Regions from separate parts of the Homo sapiens genome. Here region 2 is linked to region 1. A link is a loop called in an ENCODE intact Hi-C map of the cell type or tissue named here. Cell type or tissue: heart right ventricle. All regions are shown on one strand. Each heading gives the region's core, and the rest is flanking DNA. Links, peaks and the distances in the headings are about the cores only.

Region 1 (5,383 bases), core at 239-5,238:
TATTCTGGGAGCTGTCCTCCGAATGTCCTTCTGCATGAAGACTGAGATCTTCTCCACCCTTCCTGGGTGGGCCTGGTCCCTCGACCCCCTCCCTCACACTGCAACCTCAGAGCTCTGTGGAAAAAGCACACAGGCTGAGGGTGGTAGAATTTCCCTGTTGAGCTCTTTCCCTATTGAGTTAAACGAGACCATATGAAGTTCCAGAGGGTCTGGCGCAGAGGCTGGGTTATTCTTGATCCAGGGGTGTGGGCAGGGGAACAGTGATAACCTCCAAGGTGAAAGCAGCGCGTCGGGGAGGGAGCCTGCAGCCAAGCCAAGGGCAAGGGAGAGCTAAGTTTCCATCCTAGGAAAACACACACATCCCTCCCGCTGGAAGGTGCTGAGACTATGGAATAAACAGACAATGGAGCTGAGTCCCACCCATACCCGCAAGCAGCTCTGGACAGTGGCTTTTTAGGAAACGATGGGAGTGAGTGGAAAGGGTAGAATGAACACATGGTCTCCGAGTTGCAGGCACAGGACAGTGGAACTTGGGAGGAGACATTCCTCTGGAGGAGAAAAGGAGAGAAATAGGAAAAGGATAGTCAAGCCCGCTGAAATCCTAAGAGGATCTCTTTATCAAAATATAGTGTCCTCGCTGTAGGCATATCAGGTCACAGAAGCAATTCGTGTCATATACGCATCAGCTTGCAGGGCAGGGAACAGCCTGCATGGGAAGGTGTCTATACACAGGCTTCTCCTTGGTGGCCAGCCAAGCCCTGGCGTAGAGCCAGGCTAGCCCCTCTGCAGGCACCTCCTGGCTGTGGGTTGCACCTGTGCCCCCTACACCCCTAATGGATGCCCACCCTGATGTCTTCCCCCATTGTCAACGCTGTGCTGGTCATCTCATGGGACAGCAGCTTGAACCATCTTCTAGGCAGTCCCAAGATATGAAACCAGGGGAGAAATACTCCCATTCCTTCTTTGGGGTTTGGTCTCATCATTCTTAGTGGTGTTTGGGGCCTTTCCAAGTTCCGTTCCTGATTGTCACCCTGAGGAATGGCCCGGTGGCCTGGCCTGAGATAGCTGTTGTCCTCACCTCCTTCAACCAACACTCTACTCCCTTCCCTGTCCCCATCAACCATCCTCACTGAGCAAATTGAGGTGGCATCGTGGCTAATGAAAATCACCTTCCGTCTGGCTGAGTGGACTCCAGGAACCCAAGAAGCAATGCCATCGAGGGTGGCAATGCAGATGGAAGACAAGTGCATGACCAGCCTAGAGCAAACCCCTAGCCTGGAAAATGGGTCTTCTGGCAGGAACATCTCACAACCTGAAGGTCTCTGGAAGGTTTGTCAGGATTCCCAAAAGAAAGAGGACTCATTGGAGGACAATTCCCAAATGCTGATCCACACATATTTGCTGCTGAGACAGTTTCAAGTGTTTGCACAAAAATTAAAGCATTTAAAATACTTTTTTTTCCTTTTTTGAGACAGGGTCTCACTGTTTGCCCAGGCTGGAGTGCAGGAGTGGCGCAATCTCAGCTCCCTGCAGCCTCAACCTCCTGGGTTCAGGTGATTCTCCCACCTCAGTCTCCCAAGTGGCTGGGATTACAGGAGCCCGCCACCATGCCTGGCTAATTTTTTGCATTTTTACCGGACAGGTAAAAATGTCTATGTTGCCCAGGTCTGGTCTCGAACTTCTAGACTCAAACAATCCACCTGCCTCGGCCTCGCAGAGTGCTGGTATTACAGGCATGAGCCACCGTGCCTGGCAATACAAGACTGTCTTTTATACCAACAGTATGACCTACCTGCAGTTAGCATGTTAAGATCTCCTTTCTTTATGAAATGCTGGTGACAGTATGCTACTGATATATAGTACACGGTGTGGATGTGTATGATAGAGCACAGTGCTGATATGTATGTGATAGATAGATGTATATATGCGTGATATAGATGGATATGATAGAGCACAGTGCTGGCTCTGGAGCCAAATCACTGACATTCAATACCATATTTCCTGAGTGTGGGGCCTTTGGGCAGGTTATTCAGATTTTTGGTGCCTTGGTGTTCTATCTATAAAGTGGGAAAGACCATGGGGCTGTGTGAGGTTGAAATGAAATACGACTCAGAAAGCCCTTAGAGCACTCGGGAGGCGATCTTCATAAGCGCTGGATGTGCTGGACCGTGTTTCTCCTTTCAGCTCACTGCTCCAAGAAATTCAAGTATCTGAGAATCACTGGCTGAAGATCCAATTTTCCTCACCTGTGATTGCAGGTGAGCAACACACACAAATACACACATGCACGCACACACACCACACACACACGCACATACACTATGCACACACACACCCCTAACGTGCAGTTGCAGGTGGGCAACACATGCACGCATGTGCACACACACACCACACATACACACATGCACGCACATACATGCATGCACGCACACGTGCACACACGCGCCTACACCCACATACACACATACATGCACACACATACACACATACATGCACACACATACACACACACGCCTCAAACCTGCAAAACTGATGAAAAGTGAAAAGCAATGTTTGGTCACAGGCACCTAACTTTGGGTCTGTAGGCCCCTCAGGTGCTCCTGGGGAGGGAGACGGCGTCTGGTGTAGCAGCCAGGTCATGTTCTTGTGGCACATTCTAATCCGTCTATTCCAGGACTGCACAATCCCCAACACACACACACACGCGCACACACACGCAAGCACACGCACGCACGTACACACCCCTCTGCCCCCAGAATACCTGTGTACATGTGTATGGACAGACATGCCCACGTGTGGTAAATGGCCCTGCACAGTTGTCTCTGGGGCCGGTTGTGTCTCATGGGATAAAGTTCCACTTAGAGATGGCACCACCTTGGTGGCCATCCACAGGTCACCACTCTGTCCTCAATCTCAAAAGCCATCTTTAGAGCCTGCCCTGAGAATGTGTCCTCCAGGCCCCAATGCCAGAGAGCCAGCAGGTCCTGGCTACAGACTGGAGGTGGGGGCACTAAAGGGGCTGAAGGGCTGGCCAGGAAAGGCTTCAGGCTGGGGGCCTCTTCCATGCTCACCCTGAGCCAGGCACCGATTTCACTACCTGAAAGGTGACTGGGAAGCAGCAGAAGGCAGCCGCCAACAACAGACGGCCCCGGACACCCCGCCCCACCCGTGAGCGCCCACGCCCTGGAACGGCGCAACATCGCCACCGTGTGGCCGTCGACCTGAACAACAGCTTCTCAGCCCCTGGGGTCCGTAGCGCTAGGTCTCTGGAGACCTCCAAACTGGGCCCAGGATTTTAAACATTTCCTTTTCCATAAAGTCCTTCCTAATCCAAATTTCACTGTGATTCCTGCAGACTCTAGGTCTGAGTAGGACTCGCCATGGCTGCAATAAGCAGGAGTCGGGTTAAATTTTCATTAAATTTACATGGTTATGATTCCTAGCTAAAACAATGGCGATACAAGGTAGTTTAGGGGGATCAGAGAGTTGGATCATCTTGAGATCTCAGCAACGAAAGCAGCTAGTCAGTAGGGGAAAGCCTCTGCGGGGCTGCACTGAGCTTGTGGGAGCGCAGCAGCAGCCCTGCACTCTTCCCCTGTGAGGCCAGCTTGCTGTGCAGGGCACCTGTGCACGTGGGGCCCTCAGCCTGGCCCTCCCACCTCCTCCTCTAACCCTTCAGACCTCTGCTGTGGCCTTCACCTGGGTGAAGGAAAGGCTGGTCAGCACAGACCTACGCAGGCCTCTGGCCTCTCCCAGCTGCTGCAGGTCTGGACTGCCATCCTCAGCAAGGAGGAATGGCTCTAGCCTGCTGGTATTCCCACCCTGTCAGCTCAGGCTCTTGGACCAGAGACTTCTGCCTTCGTGAGAGCTATCGGCGCGGGGCCTGCGTGATGTGTCTGGCCTCTGGCGAGTTAGGGAGTCTCAGCCTGATCTTCTGAACTCCAGCCAGAAGTAACACAGGATTTGGCCCCATAATCTTTTTAAAGGCACTGACACATGATTGATTTTCCAGGGCTCAAATGCTTCTCGACATTCAGGCAGGCTTCCAGGATCCCCCAAGGACCAAGGATGTCCTGCAAACTGCGGCTCTGGGCATCTGATGGAGCACCTGGTGATGCTGCTGCTCCGTGGCACTTGGAATGGCATGACCCACTGCTAAAACGGTGCTCTCCAACCTCACAGGAACGCTTCTTAGAGCACAGGCCACTGGCCCCACCCAGCGGGCCCACCAGTTTCTGTTCAGGAGGTCTGGATGAAGCATGAGACTCTGCACCTATGAGTCCCAGGAGATCTCGATATTCCTGCCCAGGGACCTCCCGAGAGAAACACTGCCACAGACGACACGCCTTGTCCCACTCAGACCTCCCGCAGAGAGTCCCGGAAAGGGTGGGATGACCCTGAAGGCTAGCCATCTGTGTTTTCACCTGCTCCCCGGGTGGGAATCTGACCGGGGGGAGTGAGCAGTCCAGAACACTGTCAAGCCACAATGGAGCTGAGGGTGGTGCAGTGGCACGGGCTGGGCTGGCCTCCCTGAATCCCACTGCATGGATGACCATGTCTACACCCCGGCCAAGCCCCGGCTGCCAGGCTCACGCACACTTAGGAACCAGACCACACACAGGCCTCGTGAAACCTCTCCATTTAACATAGACCATTCCCTCAGCGCCTGCACTGGGCACTTCTGTCCGATGCGATCAGGTGGGAATGACCATGTCAGGGCAGAAAAGGAATGACATTTACAACACGCACAGGAGTCCTTCAGCATCATCCTCATTCTACTTCCCACGCCTTGGTAAGAACAGATGTTCTTTCCCTCCCCAGGGAGGAAAATGCGACAGATTCTCGCACAGGTTCTAGGCAACACTCCCTCCCTCAAAGAGGTAAAACACTCAGGCTAAAATGAAAGAGGCTCTGCAAACCCCACCTCCCCCGAGAAGCCTTGCAGTGTTGCTCCAATCAGACTATATTTCCTCCTTTTTGTTTCCATAACTCATGGCAGGCAAAAAACCATTCATTGAACAAACACATATCAGCATGTTCTAAGACAAGCCTGAGCTGGGGACATAGCGGTGAGCCAAGGCTACCTTCTGCCCTCCTGACACTGGCCATGTCATTTCTCTCCCCAGGTCCTCTTCCCTGCCCCAAGCCCATGTGGCGCATCAGCATACAAGAAGCCCTCAAATGTTCCCCCAAAAGCTCCCTAAGCCTTCCCCAGATTGTTGACATTGTCCCTTCAGGCCACCAAGCAAGAAGAGAGGAAATATTTTAAATTATTAAGTAAAAATCTAGGGAGGCTGGGGGTGGTGGCTCAGCACGAGCCCAACACGGGAAGATGACTTGAGCCCAGGAGTTCGAGACCAGCCTGGGAAACATAGTGAGACCC
Region 2 (5,383 bases), core at 320-5,319, 690 kb before region 1:
ATTGCCAGAATATACATTGTTTGGGGGATTGCAGGGCCGAGTCTTTCCTGGCAGCTCTGACCACAGTAAGCTCCCCAGAATAAGTATGGATATTCTTGTTGTGTTTTATTATCAGTACTTGCCAGCCCTTAGTGTGAGGCTCAAGGCCATAAATTACAACCTGTTTCTGCTCTTTGTTTCTGTACCAGGTCTAGGCTGAGGTTCTCATCCAGTAAAATTTCTCCAGCACTAAGTGTGACTGAAGCACAAGACAAGATTCTTTATTGTCTCCAGGAAGGCAATGTGGTAAGAACCAAAACCCAGAGAATGTGAGGCAAAAATATCTGAGATGTTGGTCCTGCAGTTACAGGTAGTTGAGATATTCTCTGAAGTCAGAAATGTCCTGCTAAATGACTTAATCAACGTTTGGATCTCCAGCTTTTATGCTAAAAGTATTTTCTCTAAGTGGTTTGGAATTCCTACCAGTTCTGGGTTGGCAGGTTGGCTTCTCAACCATGGTGGGTTTCGGATAATGGATGACAAGATAAGAAAGAAAGCTAGTTCCTGGAAAAAAAAATGGATGACCAAAAATGGGTGCAGAAATGATAATCCCAGGGCAGGCCTGTTTTACTTGCAACTTCGGTAAAAAATAAAATCTTTCCTAAAGGAGTCATAGCATCAGTTGGGTTTTATACCCAAGGTACTTATGCAGGGGAGAGGCAGGGAAACCTAGAGTGCTGCATTTGCTCCCCTACTGTCAGCATTCCATATGTGATATGCCACTGACTATTTCTTAGGAGTCTGAGACTCTATCCATGTCTGCGATGGAATCTTTTATTGAAAAACAGACAAAGTTACTGGAAATGCAGCCAACAAAAGCCCCAGAAAAAGATCCTGAACAACCTCCCAAAGGACGTGTGGACAGTTGCGTGTCAGATGCAGCCGTGCCAGCCCAAGACCCCAGCAACAGCGATCCAGGTGAGTGGCGAGGTCTCTGCTCCCATGGAGAAGGGAGCCAGGGTGGCATCCACTTGGTACTTGGGGTAGTTGGAGTTTGTAACTTTGATTTCTGTTCCATTCAGCTGAGCATGCCATGTGTTGAACTCCAGTGTTGGAGGTGCTGTGTTGGGGCACAGAGATGAGTAGTACATAGTTGCCACAGCGGAATCAAGCAGCAGAACAGGGCACAAACACAGGAAGTTCTAATCCAGCAGGATGAGATCATGCTGATAATATTGATAACTCATTAAACTTATTTTTGGCATGCTTTGGCATATCAGACTCTTGCATTTCTTAGAAACTTTCTTCCCTTAGTGTCTCAGTTTCCTGGTTTCCTTCATGCCTTTTTCGTGGCTTCTTAGTCCACTCTGTTGGCTCCATGATCCACCTGCCAGAGCTTGATTTTTGGCTCGCTGTCCTTATTCTACACACTCTTCCAGGGTGACTCCAGCTGTAGTGTTGGCTTCAGCTCTAACATGTGTGTGGTGATGCCTTAAACATTGAATATTGTATATCTTCACTTGGATATACCACAGGGCAACTGAAATGTAACGTGTTCAAGATGGAAATTGTCTTTTTTCCCCAGATCTATTCTTTTTATCTTTATTTACTGCCATGGCAGATGATACCACCTAGTTACCCAACATAAAGTAGGGAGGGAGAAGAGGTGAAAGCTTTACTTTCTCCTTATATGCATTGGAGGCAGAGCAATTTTGCCTTCCAGGAGAAGAAGAGCAGATGTGTACTCTGTAGAAGAAAAATTCAAAGCCCTAGATATTAATCAGTATGGTTACTGAACAAGAACTTAAAATAAGTATATCAGTTCCATCAAGATAAAGCCCTCTGTTGAGAATAAAAGATCACAAAATCTTGGATTCAAAACTGGGGAAAAAGCTGATTTCACTATTCTTTCTGAGGTGCCCATGAACAAATCACCTGACATCTCTTCTGAGGGCCTCAATTTAAGTCTGTGAAAAATGGGGTTGACAGCCCCATCCCTTCACACATCTCACAGTTAACTAAATGAAGTGATATGACAGTGAAAGCATCAGAGAACTCTAAGAGACTGTAAAGATGGTGGGGGGCAGGGTCAGTGTGGTAAGAATATCATTCTAGGCAAAGTCCAGCCTGTACATGTTGAACATCATATCTCTAGAGGGATGGTTTAGGCCTGAAACCCTTCTTCTATCTCTGAGAGACTCAAAATGCTCATATGATTATAAAAAACAAAAAAAAATCTACCATTTTCTTTAAGGCAACTGACTTGGTGGTACCTTGTTTGCTTTCTTATTTTTCACTGCTGTAACTAATTGTTACCACATGGTGGCAGCTCCAAGCAAATGCTAAACCTGAGAGAATCATACAATTGAGGACTAAGGCTCAGGATGATGCTGTCTCCCAAGGAATGCAATATTCCATCTTTGAGAAGATGATTAGAAATCACACAACATATCAGCTCCCAATCCTTGCAATACAAACAGAAAAGAAAATATGTATTATATAGGGTTAAGAGGGAAGTATGATTCAGTTCTAGTAGATCTGTCCAAATCGGAAGTCATTCATGTTCAAGGAGAGCTTGGGCAAGGTGATCCAGAGAGTATCCGTTTGTCCTACACTAACAAAGTCATTGTTGATATTACTTATAATATTAATCACAGCAGTGGCACCAGATATCTCAGATCCATTCTGTAACATCACATACTTGGAGGCAAATCAGACGTGACATTGGAACCCCAGGACAGGTTTAAACAGCACGTGCTTCCTTCCACAAAATACATTTGTTCAGGAAACCTTAGTTTAGCATGGGTATAAGCTCATTTGTGGCCCTTACAGTCTTTGAAACAGGAAAGAACGTAGTAATTGTTATGGCATTTTACCAGAGGTGTGGTGTTCTTCCTAGAACCACATGTTATCTCAAAATCAGACTGAAGCCTCCTGAATCCTAACCCCACAGCTCTGTGTAATGGAGGTTTTTCAGGAAAGTGAATGCCAACTCTTTCCCCACTTCTGCCACGGTGTTTCCATAATGCTTTGTGGGGGCGAGTGGAATGCAAGGTTGGAAAGAGAGGAGGCCTTGCCAGTTACACTTAGTCACTAGTTGTGATTTTCTTTGGAACAGAAAGTATTCAGCATCCTGGGGAAATACAGAAGAAATAGAAACTAAGTAGGCAAAATAAGTGCGTGTGTGTGTGTGTGTGTGTGTGTGTGTGTGTGTATGTGTATATATATATATATGTATATATACACACATATATATATTTAGCAGATATATATATAATTAGAAGATATATATCTTTTAAAAACATAGAAACATTTATTAGGTTACAATATCAGGAACATTAATAAAAATTGTAAAGAAATGCTGAGCCTGTCACTGAACCTTCTAGATATGAGTTAAACCTCTTTTGATTTGAGTGTAGAGGGATTGCAAAAATACCAGATGATTGGCATGAAGGTAGAGAGACACAGGTGCCACCAGTACCTTGAAAGATGTTCCTCAAGTATGGGTCTCTTCTGAGTTACTCCTGATGCCATTTTATCCCTCAGGAACAGAGACAGAGTTAGCTGACACAGCCCTGGATCTGCTCCTCTTGCTACTAACAGAACAGTGGAAATGGCTATGTACCGAAAACATGCAAAAGTTTCTTCGTCTTATCTTTGGGACCCTAGTTCAAAGGTAAGACTGCTGAATTCTCCCTCACATCAGAATCTCAAGTTGCAGAGAAGGTGGATGTGATGCTGAATAGTGTCCAGGGAATCTGCAGCCGTAAGAGAAGATAGATTCTCTGTTACAGGGGTTACAGGGATGAAAAATGCCTTGAGAGTATCAGAAAGCTTTTATTGACTACCTTGTTGTCTACAATTTGAAAGTAAGACTGTAAGACTTCTGGCATAATGTACTGAGTTGCAGACACTGTGTGTGATCCTAAAATACTTAGCTGAACTCTTCCTCCTCTCAATTTTCCACCCAGTTATATCCTCCAGCCCTGCACCTCTCACTTGGTTATGGTGGACATTTGTCTCAACTGACATTATGTCATCACTGTGATGATAAACAGTGGGAAAGAAAAGGAGAAAACAGATCAGTGCTCTTGAAATAAAGATTGTTTTCTCTGAGAGGGGCATAAATATTCACAGCTGAAATACTTACTGACACAGGATGGTAAAGAATAGAGGGAAATTTGGATTTGCAAGTTGGCTTTTCTAATCCAGTCTTTGTAATCCTCACACCATTTGATCTCCTGAAAGATTTGTACACAGGTGGAGTTTTTAGCTGCTGACTTTCTAACTATGGAACTGATGTAAGCTTTGTTAACCTGAAGTAGGCCAGAAACACTCTCTCTGAGCCAGGCAGACACACGTAGTGCTTGGGTTTTGGCTACTCTTGTTTTGAACTCCCTCTTATGAGACGTCCTGGCACATCCCAAAGTAAGAGGAAGCCAAATGCTGACCTTCTCTTAGCATGAGGCTCATGCTAACAGGTCACTCAAAAAATACATCCTTATAAAAAAGAATTATGTATCTATTCTTTACCAAGTCGAAAAGTTATTAACAGCAAGCAATTAAATCTCCCTTTTCTAAGTTATGTAGGATCAAGGAGGTTTAATAAAATTGAATCATAAAGAGACCAAGTGAAAGAAGATGATGCACATCTATATTTGCTAAGCGCTTATCTATGCCAGCGCCCAATCTCCATTTACATGTACTTTTTTATAGTGGTCAAGTGAGGTAGGTAGCCCCATTTTACAGAATGAGAAAATAGAGCTTGGCAAAGTCAACTAACATGCCCAAGGTCGTCATTAGTAGCACACTTAGAATTTTAAACCAGATTTGTACAACTTCAAAGCCAATGTGCTTTTTTCATGTATCTTGTAGCCTTAAGACTGATGTCCAAGTGAAACCTACATATAAAATGCTGACTGGTCTTTGTCCCTTTAAGCTTTTCCCCTTGTTCCTACTCAGTATTCAGCCCTGCCACTAGAGTGCCTTTTTCTGAAAAACAAATCTGAACATATATTCTGCACTTAAAATCTTTCAGTAGTATCCTATTACCTACAAAAGTGGTTTTTCCATTATGTTTCCTAGAGTTCTAGGGTTCTGCAGAAGTGCTTCTGAAGCCAACTTAGAAGCTCAGGGAAAACTGAGTGGACCATGACCCAACCACAGAAGTTACACTTTGATCAGTTTAATATACTGGGGCTCTAGGTAACGCTTTGTTTGAAAAGGGGCTCCACTCTGTTTAAAATATGCATTTATTTCTTTATATTAAAATTCCACCTCCTTTCTTACTTGGCATGATCTGGTTTCAGTCTTATTTTTCATTTTCCACCGTGTAAACGTCCATCATTGCCTGAATATTCTGTGGTCTTTTACCCCCAGGCCTTTGCTCATCTTCCTGTATCTG

The links. Hi-C counts contacts between places; a loop is a spot of excess contacts. Peaks named below come from ENCODE experiments on the same cell type or tissue, not always from the same donor. Only the 100,000 strongest peaks of a DNase experiment are listed, where the experiment ranks them.
Region 2: a loop joins it to region 1, with 3 times the contacts of the local background. A loop is called at or near these places in 29 of 110 quality-filtered maps.

What each region holds. Positions count from the first base shown.
Region 1 is chr11:130,211,076-130,216,458 of GRCh38, reverse strand. No RefSeq gene overlaps it. Among named protein-coding and RNA genes, the nearest start is that of ST14, 54 kb to the right of the region's middle. In heart right ventricle, for the core only: a CTCF peak has its summit at 3,215 (motif pointing left); DNase peaks (open chromatin) are centred at 3,148 and 4,418; H3K4me3 peaks cover 440 bases.
Region 2 is chr11:130,901,527-130,906,909 of GRCh38, reverse strand. It overlaps SNX19 (sorting nexin 19), which reads left to right. Exons shown (of 11, transcript NM_014758.3): 6 at 189-285; 7 at 777-957; 8 at 3,526-3,655. Among named protein-coding and RNA genes, the nearest start is that of SNX19, 12 kb to the left of the region's middle. In heart right ventricle, for the core only: a CTCF peak has its summit at 2,300 (motif pointing right); no DNase peak of the experiment used is centred there.